Linked DNA regions of Homo sapiens: all the other regions are linked to region 3. Evidence: chromatin contacts called from ENCODE Hi-C or POLR2A ChIA-PET data. All regions are on one chromosome and are shown on one strand. Each heading gives the region's core, a stretch centred on a gene start or an enhancer-like site at or near the end of the contact. The rest is flanking DNA. Distances are from core to core; before and after follow the strand shown.

Region 1 (2,700 bases), core at 69-2,568, 630 kb before region 3:
CAGTGGGTCAGGAGATAAAAGCAAAGAGGAGAATTAAATATTTATCGGTTGCCTGTTTCTCTGAGCAAAGCGCTTCCTCTCCATCCCCAGGCCCTCAGCTCCTCTGGCCTCACCTCCAGGCCCTCCATGCTGGGCAAGAGCTCAGGATGCCCGCTGCAGAGGAAGCCTCAGCAGGGGGCTGTGGAATAGATGGGGCTCAGTCACCTGGCCTACCCATGTGCTGGGCGCCCAGGTTTCAGCCTGGGAGAGAAACTGGGCTAGAGAAAGGGTGAGGAGATGAGGCAATGCGCAGAGATGGAGGGGGTGGAAGGGAATAATGGAGCTCCTCAAGTTTTAGGATCCGTCTGTCTGAAGAGGTTGGCCCCTGGCTCCCTGATGTCCTCTCAGCTCCCTGATGTGTCGTTTGCTTGAGGCACAAGAGGTCTAGAATGTCTGCCTCCCCAACCACCTCGGCGGCTCTCCTAGCTGTTGTGTTCAGACCCCAGAAATCCAGAATTTGGAACTCCAGACATGGCGTGTTCCCTCTCCAGAGCCTCTGTGCCCTCGGCCTCCAGCCCTGCCTTCTCCCACCCCTCTTTCCTGGGCCGTGGAGCCACCTGCTTGAGCCCTTCCCCTATACTGCCCCCTCTCTGCACACACCCGATGCCCCAGGGTCTGAGTCTGGGTCGCTGGGGAACGCTTGGCATGAAAATCCATCTCCCCACGTTCTTAGAGCGCCCCCCTACAAACCCTGCCCTGCCACTGAGGCGTTTTTCAAAGTCCTGAACCGGGGAAAGGGTTGAAGGGAGAGGAGGTGTCACCCCAACTTCCCCGCCCCCACCCTCATCGTGGGCACTCACCGCCTCCGAGTCCTCAAACCCGGGCACGTAGGAGTCGTCATACATGGGGGAGTCCGGGTCGGGGGAGCGAGCGGCGCCGGGGGCGGGAGCGGCCCGGAGGCAGGGGCAAGGACTGCGGGCCGCGCCCGGGAGATGCCACCGAGCCCCGCAGCCCTGCGGGCGGCGGCAGGGAGCGAGAGAGCGCGAAGGAGGGAGCGAGCCGCGAAGACCAGCTGCTCGGAGCTCAGATCACCGCTCCCCCCACCCCACCCCCCCAAACCCAGCCGGTCCCACCCCGAGCGCGGCTGAGGAATCTGGCGCCGGCTCCTACAACAATAGTGCCCGCCCACCTGACCCCCTCCCCGGGAGAAGGCGGGGGCGGCGAGGGGGCGGCGGCCACCGGGGAGCCCGGGCCAGGCCGGGAGAGGGGAACGAACCCGTGCTAGGTGGAAGGTGGGTCCCCGAGCACCTACGGGGCCGTGGCGGCGGGGAGGAAGGGGAGGAGAGGCTGCGGGCAGGGCGGATCCAGGCAGGGAGGAGGCGGGGCGAGGAGAGATGCGGAGACAGAGACGCTCGGCAACCCAGGAACTACTCCGCCGGGAAACAAAGGGCTGCGGCGGGGGAGGGAGGGGGCGCTGAGACCGCGAGGGAGACGCGACCCGGGCGGAGACTGGAGAGGGCGCAGGTGTCGAGGAAACCGGAGAGAGAGAGGCAGAGGGAGGACGGAGAGGACAGGAAAATGGGGAGACCGTGGGAGACAGAAGAGGCGCGGGAACGAGCGGCAGACGGGGGAGGGGTCCCAGGCGACAGCAGGGCGGGTCTGGGCCCGTGCGTCCCGGAGGCTCCGAAAGCAAACCCCGCAGTGGTCCCGGGGAGGAATGGGCTTGGTGCCCCCAGGCTAATGACAGGACGGCAGCTCCTGCCCCAACAGGTGCCCGGCCCCCTCAGTACGGGGACGCTGCGGCAAAGGCGGTGTTGCCCAACCCTTGAGAAGGGGGGAACTTTCCGTGAGCTGGGTAGGCCTCCCCACACCTGTTGCACGGATAGATTTTGTCTTAGTCCTGCCAGGATGGGGGTTCCCTTCCCCACTTCCCTGCCAAGGATTGTGCCAGACAGTGCCAAGGCATCCGTGGGAACTGGGGCAGAAAGGGGCTGTTTTAGGTGAGCCTAAAGGGAAGGGGAAAGAAGCCAGAGGGTGGAGGTAGGGGGATAGTTGTGGGTGGGATCCTGGCTACACTCGGGTTGGGAGAGGAAAGGGCCAGTCTCCTCGGAGTCACTAGGGTAAGGCCAGATTCTCCCCTTAGCAGAAGGGCTTGTACCACTCTGCACCACTCAGTCTCCTTTACAGGAGCATTGAGATTTGGGGTAAGAGAGCCGCAGCCCTTATCTTGAGGAAACTTTCCCCAAAGATCCACCCATTTGAGCTCTTTCCTTTTTTCATCTCCTGAGCAAAATTCCTTCTTTGATTTTTGACTGCCTACCTTTGTGCCCCACGAGGAGGATGTGCGTAGACAGGGGTTACACTTGGAGGCCTCCTGGTGCCCATGCTCTTGGCCCTGAGCTCAGTCCTTTTCCTTCCCAATTTCTCACACCCGGGAGTTCAGCAATCTGCTCATCCCTCCTTGGCTTGAGGAGAATCAGAAATCCAAAACTCTGACATGGCTTAGTAAGATCTATGGTAGAAAGCACTGTGCATGGGAGAGAGAAAGCCCACCCAAACCAAGTGGCTTCCCACCTGGGTCACTTATCGGTGTTATCTTGGCAAGACAAAGAAGAGCTGCATCTTCAGACTGACATCTTTAGTCTGTCTACTGTGGGTGGCCCAGAGCAGCCCTGCCCAGCACCTTCCTCATGCTGGGTTTGACAAACAACTTTGTTGCAG
Region 2 (2,987 bases), core at 180-2,679, 610 kb before region 3:
ATTATAACAAACATTTCTCTATCTGATTCTGAAAACCCTGTAAGAAAGACAAGGCAGATGGTTTTATTCCCATTTCAAGAGATTGATGATTTACCCAAGGTATATAGTTTGCAGGTACACGTGGCTGATAAATGTTGGAAACTGGCTTTCCCAACTCTTCTTTTCCTTGCCTGAAGCTCTGTCCTGGACTTAGGAATCCCAGTGGTGATTTGGAGTGGACAAGACTTGAGTCTTGAAGGACAGGACTGCAGGGAGGGCTGGTCCTGAGGAGGAAGCATCTTCAGATACCTAGGTCTTGGGATCTTGGGTGGGGAATAGGCTGCTTGGGGAAGGGCTGAATTGGAAGGAGGAGCTAGAGGTCTGACTGAGGGAATGGAGAGGGGGCCTCAAAAGGAAGCCAGGCAGGCTGCCTTCTTCCCAGCTCCAGAATGGCACCCCCTCTAAAGTCACACTCACCTACGTACATCCTGGAGTGAAACTCCTTCTCCTTTCTGCTTCCACCATTACTCTAATCCTCAAAGGGTTAACCAGCTTTCACACGATTTTCCCATCTCCCAGGTAACTTGGGCAGCTGCTCCGTGCTGGAAATAACTAAAGACCCAGTTTCTCAGTTCGTGCACTTAGCAATGCACCCCAGTAGCCCCTCCAACCCCCAGCAGAGAAGCACAGCCCTTTGGGTAAAAGATGCCTGGGGGTGAGGCTGCAAGTTGGCAGGTGCGGGGGAGGGGCTCCCAGAGAGTAGGGCGGGGGGTTGTGGGGGCGGCAGGGAGAGTGCCCCTTCCCTGGGTCCCTCCACTGGGCCCCGAGGTTCGCCTCGGGGCCGCTGCCCCAGAGACTGGGGGGAAGAGGAAAGAAGTGGTGTGCGGGCAAGCAGGCCGCACACACCTGGCGCCTTGTGGAATGAGAGCTTAATTAATTATTAAACTGAGTTCCCGCGGGAGGGCGCAGGGCCGTGACAGGCAGGGCGGGAATGGCTAGGTGGGGGCTGGGGCTGGGGCAGGGGCAGGGAGGAATTGGGGATGAAGAGTGGGCGCGGGGCGCCGGCCCAACCCCTGGGACCCTGACAGGAAGGAAGGCGACCCTCGGTGGGCGGGGCGGGGGATGTAGCCGTGAGGGGTGGGTTTGCGGGCGCGCTCGGGGACCCCCGGGGTGAGGGCGGGAGAGGAATGCCGGAGGAGGCGGCCGGGGTGAAGGGAAGGGGACCGGGCTGCGAGGTCCCCTCCCCGCGGGGTCTTGATCCCAGAACAGTAGCTGCTTGTCTTCCCAGGACTGGGGGAGGAAGCGGCCGGAGGAGAGGAGGGGGCGCGCGGAGGGAGGGGTCCCATTATTTGGCCTCCTCCGCCCCTACCCCGCTGCTAGGAAGGGGAGTGGGCAACTCGGCCCCCACTTCTGGGGAGGGGGAGGGGGATGCCCAGACAAAAGGAGCTTGTGCCTTTAAGGCGGGGAGTCCGGGAGCCAGCGGGGAGGGGACTTCTGGATCCGGGGTAGAGGGCGGCTGCGCTGGACAGCTCGGGAGGGGGCGAGGGCCGGGCGGACGGCGGACGGCGGACGGCGGGCGGGACGGCCAGGACGCGCGGGCTCGGAGGACCGCGGGACGGCCGGCCGGCCGGCCGGAGCCCGCGGGGGCGGCGGGGCGGGGGCCCAGGGCAGGCGCGGAGCCGGGCCGGCAGGTGAGCGCGCTGAGGGCTAGGGGAAGTGGCCGCTCGGGCTCCCGGTGCGCCAGGATTGGAACGCACCCGAGCGGCTCTCGACAAGAGTTTGTGGGTGGGGGCGCCGAAGCCTTGGACGGGTCGTCTCGGCAGTGTTGCCCGAGGGAGTTGGGGTTGGCAAAGGGAAGTCATGGAGGCAGTGGGATCGAGGACTCCTAGGTCCGGCGCTCGCCACCCCCGTCGCCCGCCGCCTGCCTCCCTCCACGGGGCGAGTTCCAGGCTGGCCCGGAGGCCAGGAGGATCTGGCACGTACTGGGGGAGGGGCTGGCCTGAGTTTTTTGCTGCGGGGCTGTGGGGTGTCTCCGAGTTTGGGGGAGATTCCATTTAGGGGAGAGGAACCGGCCTGGGCAGAGGGAGGGATGCCCTCTGTCTGCGGGAGTCCCTCTCCTTCCCCTCACCCAAAACCTTGGGAATGAAAGGGGTGGGGTCGGCTCCCCACATCCCCCAAGGCCTGCCGCAGGGTGGGCAGGGGAGCTGACTTTATTCAAAGCAGACTCTGGGGCTCGACTGAAAGGCTAGAGGTGGAATCAGGCGTGGGAGCCTCTTTGCCCATATCCTCTCCTTACCAGATTACCCCTGTGAGCTGGAGGGACCTGGTGGGGGTTGCATAGTAAAGGGTGATGTGGGAGCCCTCTGTAATCTTTAGGGAGAGTGAGGACTGGGGATGGGAGAAGGCGGCAGCGGGCACTGGACCGACAGATACAGGCCCTGGGTAGGCTCCTCTACATCTGGAAAGGCCCAGAATTGAAGAATTGAGGCCCATGTCCGAGTATGGTGGGTGGTGCTGGCACTGCTGGGCCCCGCCTGGGCAGTGCCTCTTACCATGAACTTTCTGAAGTCGTTTTTAATCCCCTGGAGCCTCCTTTTGCCAAGGAGGGCAGGGGCAGATGGGCCCTGGGGATGGGATAGACAGGAGGTGGCCAGGAAGGCTTGGCAAGGCAGTGGGCAGAGCCATCCTTAGGGCTGGGCCTTGGCCTTGGCTGGTTCCAAACTCTGGTCTCAGCCTGATCAGGGTTTGGGAGGGACTTGAGGTCTGGGAGGCACTGAGCCTGGGCCTGCCAGGCTGAATGGGACATGGCTGTGGCTGTGGGAGCCGGTGGTATGAAGAACAGCAGATCTGTGAGAGTGCAAATGGACCAACACTCAGGGGAGGAGAAGGTAGAGGCACAAGGCTTAGGAGCCTGACTCTGGGGAGGAGGGAGGTGGTCTGTGCTCCCAGGGCTCATAGTGATGGGTTGCTGGACAAAGTGGGTTGGGGGACCATATAGAGAAATTTTG
Region 3 (2,981 bases), core at 259-2,758:
ATTTCCTGTTGCCAGAACAAAATACCCCCAATTCCTTAATTTCCAGGTAAATTGTTAGAGATTATTTGCCATGGTCCTAGGTAAGTCCTTTTTCAGAATAGAAAAAGCAGAATTTTATTTACACAATTCACGGGTTCTCCTGTTGTCTGGGAAGGGGGAAAGGACAGGATAGGGATGGATGGGAGTCCAGAGATGGGCGCTTCCTCTCCCGGAGCCTCACCTTTCCGCAGTTCGCTATAATTCGCTTAGTTGGGCAGAAAGAATTCTCGATGCTCCCAAAGTCCTTCACCCTACAAATCCTTCCTCGAGGGAGTCTCTCTCTGCCTGACCCACAAGAGCAGCTGTCCAAGTGAAGCATGCCGCACCGCGCCGTTCAGTCCCCCTCGCGTCATGCACTCGGAAACCCAAAGACAGCCCGGGAAGGTAGTGCCCCACGGAGTCCCCTCACAGGGAGGCCTCGCCCTCCAGTTGCAGCAGGGTAATGTCGGGCATGTCGAGGGGCTCCACAAGTGGCCCGTCCCCCCCAAGGAGACCAGCACAGGGGCTTTCGGGGCGCTCACAGTGACTGGAGGGTGTGGCGGGGCTGGGCATCTCCTTCTCTTCTTCCTCTTCCTCCTCGTCCTCGGGATCGCGACCCAGCAAGCCGCTGTCCCCGATCCCAGGCGAAGGAGTCTCCGGCTCTTGGGGGTCGCTCTGGAAGCTCCCCTTGCCGCCGACCACGCCCAAGCCGCCCTGGCGGGGCGCAGTGGTCATAATCTGGCACATGGAGACGATGGCTCGCTGGTTGGCGCACACGTCGTCCGAGAGCACCTGGATGTGCGAGGCCTGCTCGTCCAGGGCCCCCCTCATGGCCCTCACGTCCTCAAACAGGGCTTGCAGCTGGGCTTTCAGGTGCTCCATCAGTTCCTTCATGCCGCCGTTGTACTCCCCGGAGATCACGTCCCCCACTGCCGGCACGGTGGACACCTCCAGGGGCGCCGGCATGTCGCCGCCGTCCTTGGTCATGATCTCCAGCAGACCGTCCTCCATTGAGTGGCAGAAGCGGGTGGCGGAGGCTCTGGGTCGCGTCCAGCCCGGCCTCCGGGGTGGGGGAGGGGGTGGAGGGGGAGAGGTCCCGGGAGGGGCTAGCGGGAGCCGAGGGAAGCGGAGGCTCCCGAGACTGGCGGGGAGCCGACGTGAGAGACGAGTCCTGGGCAGAGGGCGCAGGCAGGATCGCGGGAGGCCGAGAAGAGGCTGCGGGACGAGGACCCGGCGAGGGTCCCAGAGCCGGCGTCTCTTGGGATCGCCCCGGGACGAAAGTGCCCTGCCCTGCCTCGCCTCCCGGATCGCGCCCGTGTCAGCGCCGCCCTCTGGGCGCCACAAGCAGAGAGCGCCTGCCGGTTCCGTGGGTCACAGACGCGCTCGCGGAGGGGTCCGCGTCCAGGCTGAGGCCAGCGGCGCGTCGGACTCGGGACTCCCCCAGGCCATTACCGGGCAGCGCCCGCGAGTGTGGCAGCAGCAGCTGGGGTGGGTCTCCCGGGGGTGTCGCGGATGCTCCTCTGTTTCCAAGGCGACGCACGGCACGTAAATGACGTGTGTCTCCATGGTAACCAGGAAGTGGCGAAGAAAAAGGGAGGATGGCTGGAAGCTGCAGTGGGGCTCTGGAGTCTGGACTAGCGGGGTGGGGGGAGGAGAGGGGACGCTACAGTGGCTTCGGCCAAGGCTGGAAAGAGCGTGTGGTCGCAATGTTTAATAGGGAAGTATGAGAGAGCCGTCTGCTGCAGAAACCTCCAAGTCCGGGAGAGATCGTCCCTCCCCTAGCCGGGGTATGAGACCCAGCGAGACTGCCCTGGAAAGATTTTTCCAGCCCGCATTCCTTTCTCAGAGGATGGCGCTAAAGTCGAGTCCTGCCTCCCTGTCCTCCAGCGATGCGCAGGAAAGCGGAGAGGGTAGAGAGGCTGTTGCTAATGATCCCAGAGTTGAGCTGGGGCACGGTGGCGCTCTGGAGCCGGACCCACCGGGCCTGACGGTGCAGAGGCAGGAGGAGGGCGCTACGGAGGTTTCTGCAGTAAATCAGCCCTCTAGCTATAGAAATCACCGGAGCGGGGGAAGGATGGGACTCCCTCCTTTATGAGACCCTACCGCTCCTACGCAGGTCTCTGGGAGTTTGTCCCAGATGGGGAGGCCAAGTGCTTAAGTTTTGAGAATGAAAGCTCCATAAGGGGAGAGATTTTTGTCTCCCCTGCACCCTCCATCACGGAATCCCCAGCTCCTAAAATAGTGCCTGGCACCTAGTATGTAGATGCTTAATATAGTTATTGAATGAATAACAAAAACCACCAAGTCCCACGCTCTCATCCAGAACTCCCCAAGCCAAACGTAGTGGGTTTTAGGAGACCTGAATTCAGTTTCGTTTCTGCCACTTATTCATTCAGCGACCTTGGCCACATCATTTTCCTCATCTGTTAGGGAATTGGACTGGATAATCTATAATACTATTTCTAATTCTGAATAACAGTCTGCATCATCTCACAGGTGAAAAGGTAAACTGTTGACCGTTGTGTGGAGGGTATGGATGGGGGGACTGTGTGTTAGAGTAATTCCCGCTCTCTCTTTCAGTGCCCAAGTTCAGACATACACTGAGTATCCCCAACCTTTGTGACAAGCCCTTTCCCTATTTAAGGGGTGGAGCAGGAAGGGTGGAGGAAGAAGAAAAATTGTCTTTAATATACGTAGATGATTGCAGATTGAGAAGGAATCAGCACCTGGGCAGAGCACAATAATTAATAATGACCCTAGGAAATTAGGGAAGCCAAGTGATCGGAAGCCAAAAATGAAGTTCATAAGAATAAATCTGGGAAAGAGAAACAAACTATATCACTTCAAGATAGAGAAGAACTACGTAAAGGTGAGTGTTTTGTAGACTGGCGGTTCAGTGACAGCAAATGTGTTACCTTTGGGTTTCCCTGGTTATGTGCTTGGTGATGAAGAGTGAGGCTGGC

Evidence for each region. Hi-C counts contacts between places; a loop is a spot of excess contacts on that map. ChIA-PET counts read pairs that join two places held with the same protein, here RNA polymerase II (POLR2A). Pooled maps may share reads with other maps.
Region 1: a loop to region 3 is called in a pooled map, with 2.6 times the contacts of the local background. The contact joins the promoter of CACNB3 here to the promoter of CCDC184 in region 3. A Hi-C loop is called at or near these places in 2 of 168 maps with a recorded cell type or tissue (IMR-90 and gastrocnemius medialis), 2 of 37 single-sample maps with no recorded cell type and 13 of 50 pooled maps. POLR2A ChIA-PET finds 5 or more read pairs at or near these places in 1 of 52 experiments (Panc1).
Region 2: a pooled map shows a loop between it and region 3 (2.4-fold over the local background). The contact joins the promoter of ADCY6-DT here to the promoter of CCDC184 in region 3. A Hi-C loop is called at or near these places in 10 of 50 pooled maps. POLR2A ChIA-PET finds 5 or more read pairs at or near these places in 3 of 52 experiments (Caco-2, PC-9 and Panc1).

What each region holds. Positions count from the first base shown.
Region 1 is chr12:48,817,114-48,819,813 of GRCh38, reverse strand. It overlaps CACNB3 (calcium voltage-gated channel auxiliary subunit beta 3), which reads right to left and starts at 1,318. Exons shown (of 13, transcript NM_000725.4): 1 at 840-1,318. The coding sequence starts at 884. RefSeq lists a silencer at 1,051-1,520.
Region 2 is chr12:48,787,589-48,790,575 of GRCh38, reverse strand. It overlaps ADCY6-DT (ADCY6 divergent transcript), which reads right to left and starts at 1,429. Exons shown (of 3, transcript NR_110019.1): 1 at 1,349-1,429; 2 at 457-591; 3 at 41-263. It overlaps ADCY6 (adenylate cyclase 6), which reads left to right and starts at 1,487. Exons shown (of 22, transcript NM_015270.5): 1 at 1,487-1,670. RefSeq lists an enhancer at 2,540-2,987.
Region 3 is chr12:48,182,171-48,185,151 of GRCh38, reverse strand. CCDC184 (coiled-coil domain containing 184) reads right to left here and starts at 1,508. Exons shown (of 1, transcript NM_001013635.4): 1 at 1-1,508. The coding sequence starts at 1,029. The coding sequence ends at 445.